2 separate regions of the Homo sapiens genome follow, and region 2 is linked to region 1. The links are chromatin contacts, found by Hi-C or POLR2A ChIA-PET in ENCODE. All regions are on one chromosome and are shown on one strand. The core of a region is the stretch at or near the end of the contact, and the rest is flanking DNA. Distances in the headings are between cores, read along the strand shown.

Evidence for each region. Hi-C counts contacts between places; a loop is a spot of excess contacts on that map. ChIA-PET counts read pairs that join two places held with the same protein, here RNA polymerase II (POLR2A). Pooled maps may share reads with other maps.
Region 2: a loop to region 1 is called in a map of heart right ventricle, with 9 times the contacts of the local background. The contact joins two enhancer-like sites. A Hi-C loop is called at or near these places in 6 of 168 maps with a recorded cell type or tissue (Right ventricle myocardium inferior, heart left ventricle, heart right ventricle and 1 more) and 10 of 50 pooled maps. POLR2A ChIA-PET finds 5 or more read pairs at or near these places in 3 of 52 experiments (HEK293, HepG2 and activated CD4-positive, alpha-beta T cell).

Annotation. Positions count from the first base shown.
Region 1 is chr17:17,419,110-17,422,688 of GRCh38, forward strand. It overlaps the pseudogene LOC644909. Among named protein-coding and RNA genes, the nearest start is that of MED9, 56 kb to the right of the region's middle. Within about 2 kb of position 1,707, at least 10 of the 41 ENCODE cell types and tissues checked have a DNase peak (open chromatin) inside an H3K27ac peak, as active enhancers do; they include heart left ventricle, heart right ventricle and left ventricle myocardium inferior, where a contact is called at or near this core.
Region 2 is chr17:17,565,893-17,569,471 of GRCh38, forward strand. The region is part of intron 2 of PEMT (phosphatidylethanolamine N-methyltransferase); the gene reads right to left. Among named protein-coding and RNA genes, the nearest start is that of PEMT, 24 kb to the right of the region's middle. RefSeq lists enhancers at 1,263-2,152, 2,153-3,044, 3,045-3,579. Within about 2 kb of position 1,924, at least 15 of the 41 ENCODE cell types and tissues checked have a DNase peak (open chromatin) inside an H3K27ac peak, as active enhancers do; they include heart left ventricle, heart right ventricle and left ventricle myocardium inferior, where a contact is called at or near this core.

The sequences.
Region 1 (3,579 bases), core at 457-2,956:
TGTAATCCCAGCCACTGGAGAAGCTGAGGCAGGAAAATCACTTGAACCCAGGAGGCAGAGGTTGCAGTGAGCTGAGATTGGGCCACTGTACTCCAGTCTGGGCAACAGAGTGAGACTTAGTCTCAAAAAAAAAGAGAACCATTAGGAACAAATTAAACTCCAAAGAGTGAGAACAGTGGGATTTGAAGCCTTGTGGCAACTAAATAAGAAGGTATTTTAGGGCAGGCAACCCCCATGGCCTGTTGGGAACCAGGCTGCACAGCAGGAGGTGAGCAGTGGGCAGGCAAGTATTTCTGCCTGAGCTCCGCCTCCTGTTGGGTCAGCAGTGGCACTAGATTCTCACAGGAGCGTGAACCCTATTGTGGGTTGCACACTCTGTATGAGAATCTAATGCTTGATGATCTGAGGTGGGAGAGTTTCATCCCAAAACCATCCCCCTCCCACCCCCAGTCTGTGGAAAAATTGTCTTCCATGAAATCAGTTTCTGGTGCCAAAAAGGTTAGGGACCACTGTTTTAGAGGCAAGGGACCCCTCTCTGCCTCTGATCCCCAAATGCACTGACTCCTCTCAGGTCTGCAAACCTAACGCTGCCTGGGTCCAAATAGAGGTTCCCAACTAGAAGTGATTTTCAGATCCTTAGTAACTGGTATGGCACGGGCCATCAGCCATTGGAATACACCCAGCCAGGGCCCTCATCAAGTGCCTACTGTATGCCAAGTGCTGTTCTGTGTGCTGGGGATGTGCCAGTGGAAAAAAGTCCAAATCCTCACCACAAGAAGCTGTTGTTCTAGTGGAAAGGAGCAGATGATAAACAACTGATTAAATGAAATTCATGGCGGCAGATGGCAGTAAGAGTCATAGAGGAAATCAAAGCCGGGTAAGGGGAACCACAAGTGCTGGGCAATGGTGGCTACACTTTGAGTAGGTGGTCATGGAAAAGCTCATGAAGGTGACATTTGAGCAAAGATGTGGAGAGAGTGGAGCCACCCAGACATCTGGGGGAACAGGGTTCCAGGCAGAGGGATGAGCATGTGCAAAGGTCCTGAGGCAGTGGTGTGCCAGGCACATTCCAAGAGTAGCAAGGGGCTGGGTGTGGCTACTGTGGAGGGAGAGAGGGACAGTGGGAGGAGATGAGAGGCAACAGGACACCATCTGGGTAGGGCCTTTGGGAGACTGCGAGGACCTGGGCTTTGCTCCAGAGGACACGGGAAGTCGCTGGTGGGCTCTGAGCCAAGGAGGGACATGATCTGACACTCCAGCTGCAGTGTGCAAGGAGGAAGCAGGGAGACCCCTGATGGTCCACAGAGTGGGAAGGTGGCTTGGATCAGAGGAGAAGGGCAGAGGTGCTCAGATCCCGGATCTGTGTTGAAGACAGGATTTTGGTGATTGAACTTCTTTAATTCCCACAACAACCCGATAGGAAGTCACATTTATTGGATGTGAAAACAGCTCAGAGATGACAGAACTTCCTGAGGCTTGACGGGAGCAGAGAGTGGAGGGGCAGGGCCTGACCCCGGTTTCCAGATCCCTGTTGGTTCTTGTGGAGTCAACAGCCTGGTTTGGTGATGGCCATCGGGGCTCCCAGAGGAAGTGACATTGATGCTGAGACTTGGAGGACCTGGAGGCATGAGCCAAGCCGCAGCCCTGCTCCCTAGAGATCGCCGTCTTCAGAAACTCCCAGGCCCCTGCTCTTTCAACATCTTTCAGCCTGACGTGTGGCCAAAGCATGACAAACCTCCATGGGTGAGCACAAACGCAGGCGCCTCCCCTTTCAGGGCCAGGGTGGAGAGGAGGCAGGGCGCGTAGAGAAGCAGGAGGAATCTATCTTCATCCCCACGATTCCTTAGAGTCAGCTGACACTGAGGCCTGGGCCTCCCTCTGCTCGAGTTAGGCTTGGGAGGGCCCCAAGGGGTGTGTAGGAGCCTGTCAGGCCAACAGAGCCTGGGCTGAGGTAGGTGTCCCAGGCAGAAGGAGTGAAGGTGTAGAGGAGGGCTGGGATGGGAGGTGGGGGCAGAGCAGGAAGGGGCTGCCCAGGATGTGGAGCTTATCTTAGAGGCCACTGGGTGCCTGTGAAGTTGACTTTTCTTTCTTTAAGAGACAAGGTCTCGCTCCATTGCCGAGGCTGAAGTGTGGTGGCACAATCACGGTTCACTGCAGCCTCTACCTCCCAGACTCAAGCAATCCTCCCACCTCAGCCTCCCAGAGTGCTGGGATTAGAGGTGTGCACCACTGCACTTGGCCCCAGAAGTGGGCTATTTTTTAAAGTAAGTTTTTATTAAAGTCAAACACGCATACAGAGGACAGTACAGTCCTTTTTCAAGTTTTTTTGTTTTTAAATCTTTTATTTCTTTTTTCTCCTGGAGATCATGGAACACAGGATGTCCTCACACTGGATACACCTGTGCCTCCTGCACCTGGGTGAAGAAGCATCACAGCTAGGCCCCCAGGGCTCTTTGAGCCTCCTCTCAAGGTCACCACTCTCTGATCTGCTCCTATGTGGTGGTTTTGCCTGAGGTGGGCTGTTTTGGCATGTGCCCTTCGGGTCTCTCTTTGGGATTCTCCCAATGGAGGGTCACTGAGCAGTATGCCACCATCCGCTGGATCACAGGCCCTCTATTTGTTCCTCCATGATGGGACGAATAGGGTGACTCATTTGGGTTGTTGTCTGGATGGGGCTCTCATGAGTGGAGCTGCTCTGGCTCTTCTTGCATCCTGTCCCTTCTTGCACATCTGTCAGGTGTCTGCCTGCCCTGGAACGCCTGGGTCCTGGGGTAGATGTTTGTTCTGTGATGACCGATATTGCCAGACAGTTTTCCTACATGGTCGTACCAGTTCATGTGGAAGTGTTTTAACTGATGAGCAGCCATCGTATTCTCTGTTCCCTGCACCCCAGTGCTGCTCTTTGTCATCGCCATTGGGCCTCTCCAGGACCCTGCCCACCACATGGTGGGTGGATCCACACACATGTGGTTGGCCACTTCCCTGACCGATGGGCAGCATATGACATTGGCCACTCTGGGCAGTGAGACCCTCCTCTCTGCTCCTGGGGCCTCACCCCCTCCTGGGTGCATTTCTGCCAGGGCCCATCAAGGCCTTGTACCCATTGCGAGCTCCTCAGTTTGGGCCCTCTCTTTCTTACTTCCCACAGCCATGGGAGATCTTACTCACTCCCCGAGCTTCAGTCATGGCTGTGTCAATGCCTCCCTGTCATGGGACCCTCTTTTCTGAGGGTTAGCCCTCGCCACCCAGCCTCCACTAGACGTCCCTCCTGGCCACACCCTGGGCTCTCAGACTCCCTGCATCCAGAACAGGACCTGCCATCTGCCTCTCAACCTCGCCTTCCTCTGTGCCCACCTGGTGACCTCAGAGGGGCTGGTGGGCCACCTCGCTGGGCATGCCAGTCCTCCCTCTGTGGCTCAGCCAGTCCCTGGCCACATGATGTCCATTCTTTCTCTCTAATCTCACAAATATTTCCTCTGCTCTCTACCCCTGCAGCCACTCTGACTTCCCCTGTTGAAAATTATCACTCCTCTCTCTGTGTCCCCTCAATGCCATACATCGTCAGGAACTTCTACTCAT
Region 2 (3,579 bases), core at 674-3,173, 150 kb after region 1:
CACTCATGCAAGAGCTCTTCTGGAGATGGAGCAGCCAGGCAGCTCCCGCAGCTGCTTCTCCTTGGAGCCCAAACCCTTTTACACCCATTCCCTCCTGAAGGCCTTGTTGCACCTCTGAGCAAAGTGGGGCAGAGGCTGCTCCTCCAGACTCAAGGGAAGGGTTTTGTTTTGGGTCACCAAGTAGGTTAGCAGTGAAATGACACAAAAACTCATGCCTTGGAAATTGTCCATGGAATTTCATTCAGCCTCCAAAGAAGACCCAGGAATGGGGTAAAGCAAATAACACAGCCCCGCTGGGCTGCATCTCAGTTCCTGACAGTGCAGGCCTGGGGCCTGGCAGGGAGTTTTACAGGGAGAGAAAGAAGGCATGAGAAAGTGGGGAACAGCCAAGCGGGTTGTGCGTGATCCCAGTAGAGTTGGGGGTGAGTGTGCCTGGTTGCATGGCTTCCTGGGGACGCCTCAGGGTTCCTCCTCCAGGAAAGAGGGCACCCTTCACCATCCATGCCTCACAGCACCAGGCCAGGCCCGGGACATCCACAGGTGCCTCAGACCCCACCCCTAGTTTCCAAGAGCTCTCAGTCTAGGCAGGAGGCAAAACACACACTTTCAACCTCAGTTCCCGGGGCTAGGGCTCAGCACTGCCGCAGGGTTCAGGAAGGCACAGGGAGGAGGGCCCAGCCATGTCTGCACAGAGCCAGGGCTCAGGGAAGCCAGGCTGGAAGAGCCAAGGCAGCCAGGTGAAGGCGGGAAAGCTGGCGAAGGGGAGGAAGCAGAAAGTGCAAAGGCACTGAAGTACGGAGAAGAACGCGTCTGCAGAACAGTGGTGGCTCAGGTGGCCCAAGCTCTGGGAGATAAGTTTCAGGAGATGCACCCAACTGGGCGCAGGGGGGCAGGTCGCGAACGAACCTCACCAGCCATGCTTAGCCTGAAGGCCACCAGCCGGGTCCACAGAAAGGTGGAAGTAGGAGGCCCAACCTACTGGGAATGCCTAAGAAAAGGGAAAGTAACTAAGGCAGCCTGGGTCCCCTGCCTCCTCTCCTCAGTGTGGGAGGGATCCCGAGAGATGTCTACACCAAACCCTACTGCCCAGGGCCGCACGCTGCCTTTCGGTTAGGGTGATTCTGCTCACACTAGCAGTGTCCAATAGCCTTCATCATGCTGTAAATGCCAGAACCAAAAATAAATCATCCAGGGAAGACACGCTTGGGTCCCACCCAGCCATCTCTGGAGTATGAGGAACCTACAGGGAGGGATGGGCCGGCTCAGTGGAAGAGATCGGCTCAGTGGGGATCCTGCCTGCCAGGCTCCAGGTGGGAGTGCGCTCCCTCTCCCCTCCCTTTTGTTCCTGTCCATGTCACTCCCAGCCATCCTGGCACAGGCTGTGAGCTGACCCAGTTCGAGACACCTTGTTGTACACTTTGTCACCACGTTGCTCAGGCACCACAATTCTAAAGTTAGCCCTAGCCTGATAGCAGAGGCTCCCCACCAGGCCAGTGCCAGCAGCACACAGAGTAATGCTGCTGCCCAGCTCAGCTGCCATTCAGAGGCAGGCAGTGCCCCAGGGGCAGCAGGGCTGTTGCCAGCTAAAAGCCCACGTCCACTGCCTGGCTCTGAAAGATCCCACACTCATGTGCCGTGGAACGGCTTGCACTTGAGACCCAACATCAAGGGGCCAGGGGAGTGAGCGTGGGCACTGGGGACAAGGCACTGACTGTCCCCAGCCATGGAGCTGAAGCTAGACCTGCCATTCGTTCTGCAGGAGTCCAGCTGTGAGCACAGCCCAGACAGGAGCGGGGGAGAGCTAGGAGGGCCACAGTATCTTAGGTGACACTGGTCTGAAGAGACAAGAGCTGTGCTCCTAGAGCCAAGGTCTCAGTCAGGCCTGATGAGCCAGCTGGCTCTGCTCAAAGAAAAACCCTTCTTGTGCCACAGGCTCCGCCAGTAAGCCCAGCTCAGCTCAGCTTTCCCGCAAGTGCAAGAGGCCCTGGCAGAGGACGACGCTTTCTGGTCCAGAAACACTGGCTTGGAGCCCACTGGATATGCGGCCATGCCCTGGGAGCCAGATTTCTGAGCCAGATGGAAGCAAGGGTCTCAGACAGTTTGGCTCATGCCCCCATCCTAACTTCTGACACACACACACTCACACACATGCACACACTCACACACCTACACACACACACACATGCCACCATCCTTGAGCAGACAGTCCAGATTGCAGGTATGCACTTGGGGTCCTCCCTCACAAGCCCCAGGCCCACCTGTAGTCCACCTTTTGTCTACACTCATATCCCTTTCCTTGGCCTCAACTCCTGCCCACCCTGCCCCTATGACTCCTCCAAAAAGCCCACGTGGGCCAAGTGCTGCCCTGCCTATGGCCCACCATCACCTCCTCCAGCCCCCACGACCCTGTCTCCCCACGCATTACCTGGTTATGCTCTCTCCGTAACTCCTTGGTTAATAAGTTGTGAGCTTTCTTATTAACCAAATGCTGATTTTTCTATGTAACATCTAATGTCCAATCTGACCTTGTTAATCCAGTGCCAGCCCAGGAGGGCAGGGTCCCGTCCCGGCACAGAGCTGCCCCAGAGCCAGGACTTGGTAAAGCGCAGGGATTGCAGCATTTCAGAGCTAGATGGGGCCTCAGCTGAGCGTCCTCACTTTACAAATGGAGAAACCGATGCCCAGGAAGGGGATGTGAATGACAAGGGTACAGGGCCTGGGCTGATCCCATAGCACCTACAAGGTCGGCTTTCCCGGCACCTGGAGGGATCCCTTGGGGCACTCAGAAACGAGCCATAGACCGCTGGCTGGGGATCTGAAAATGGAAACTGAGGCAGCAGCAGCAGCAAACTCACACTAAGGGTGGTAGGCAGGTGAGGGAGCTGCAGGTGAGGAGGTGACTGAGGTGAGGCAGGAGCACCCACACCTTTTCTTCCTTCTCCTCCTCCTCCTCTTCCTCCTCCCAGGAGCCAGGAGAAGCACACCTCACCTTGCCCACAGCGCCACCTACCGTCTGGCCACCCTGGGGTGCAGCTGCTGCCAGTACCAGCCAGCAGGTCAAACATCCAGGCCCAGGAAACCCCAGGCCCAGCCAGCGGCCCAGCGCAGCAAGTGGACTCTCACCTCCCAGAAAGGAAAAGCTGCCTCTTCCCAAACAACTCTCCAGACTACAGTGGCCAACTGTCCTGTTCTGCCCAGGACTGACTTGGGTTCCAGGGAAAGAGACTCTCAGGCTAAAAGCAGGAAAGTCCCCGGCCAGAGGGACAGGTCAGCGTCCTGATACAGACATAAGGCCTGCTGCCCCTCTATAGGTATCCTCTGCAGGGCCAAGGGCTGGGGCTTTGGTCTGGTTGACAGTGAGTGTCAGAACACCTGTCTGCAGCTGACCTGTCAAATGCCTTTCCTCTCTGGAGCACATGTGCAGGAGCCACCCCCGGCCCAATGGAGCGAGAGGTCTTGGGCAGGGTGCACTGTGGGAGAGAGGGGCCTCAGAGGGGAGGAGCTGCACACTGACCTTGAGGATGGACTTGGGTGTCCCCAAGCAAAGACCTGCACATGAGAGCCAGGCACCCAGGGAGA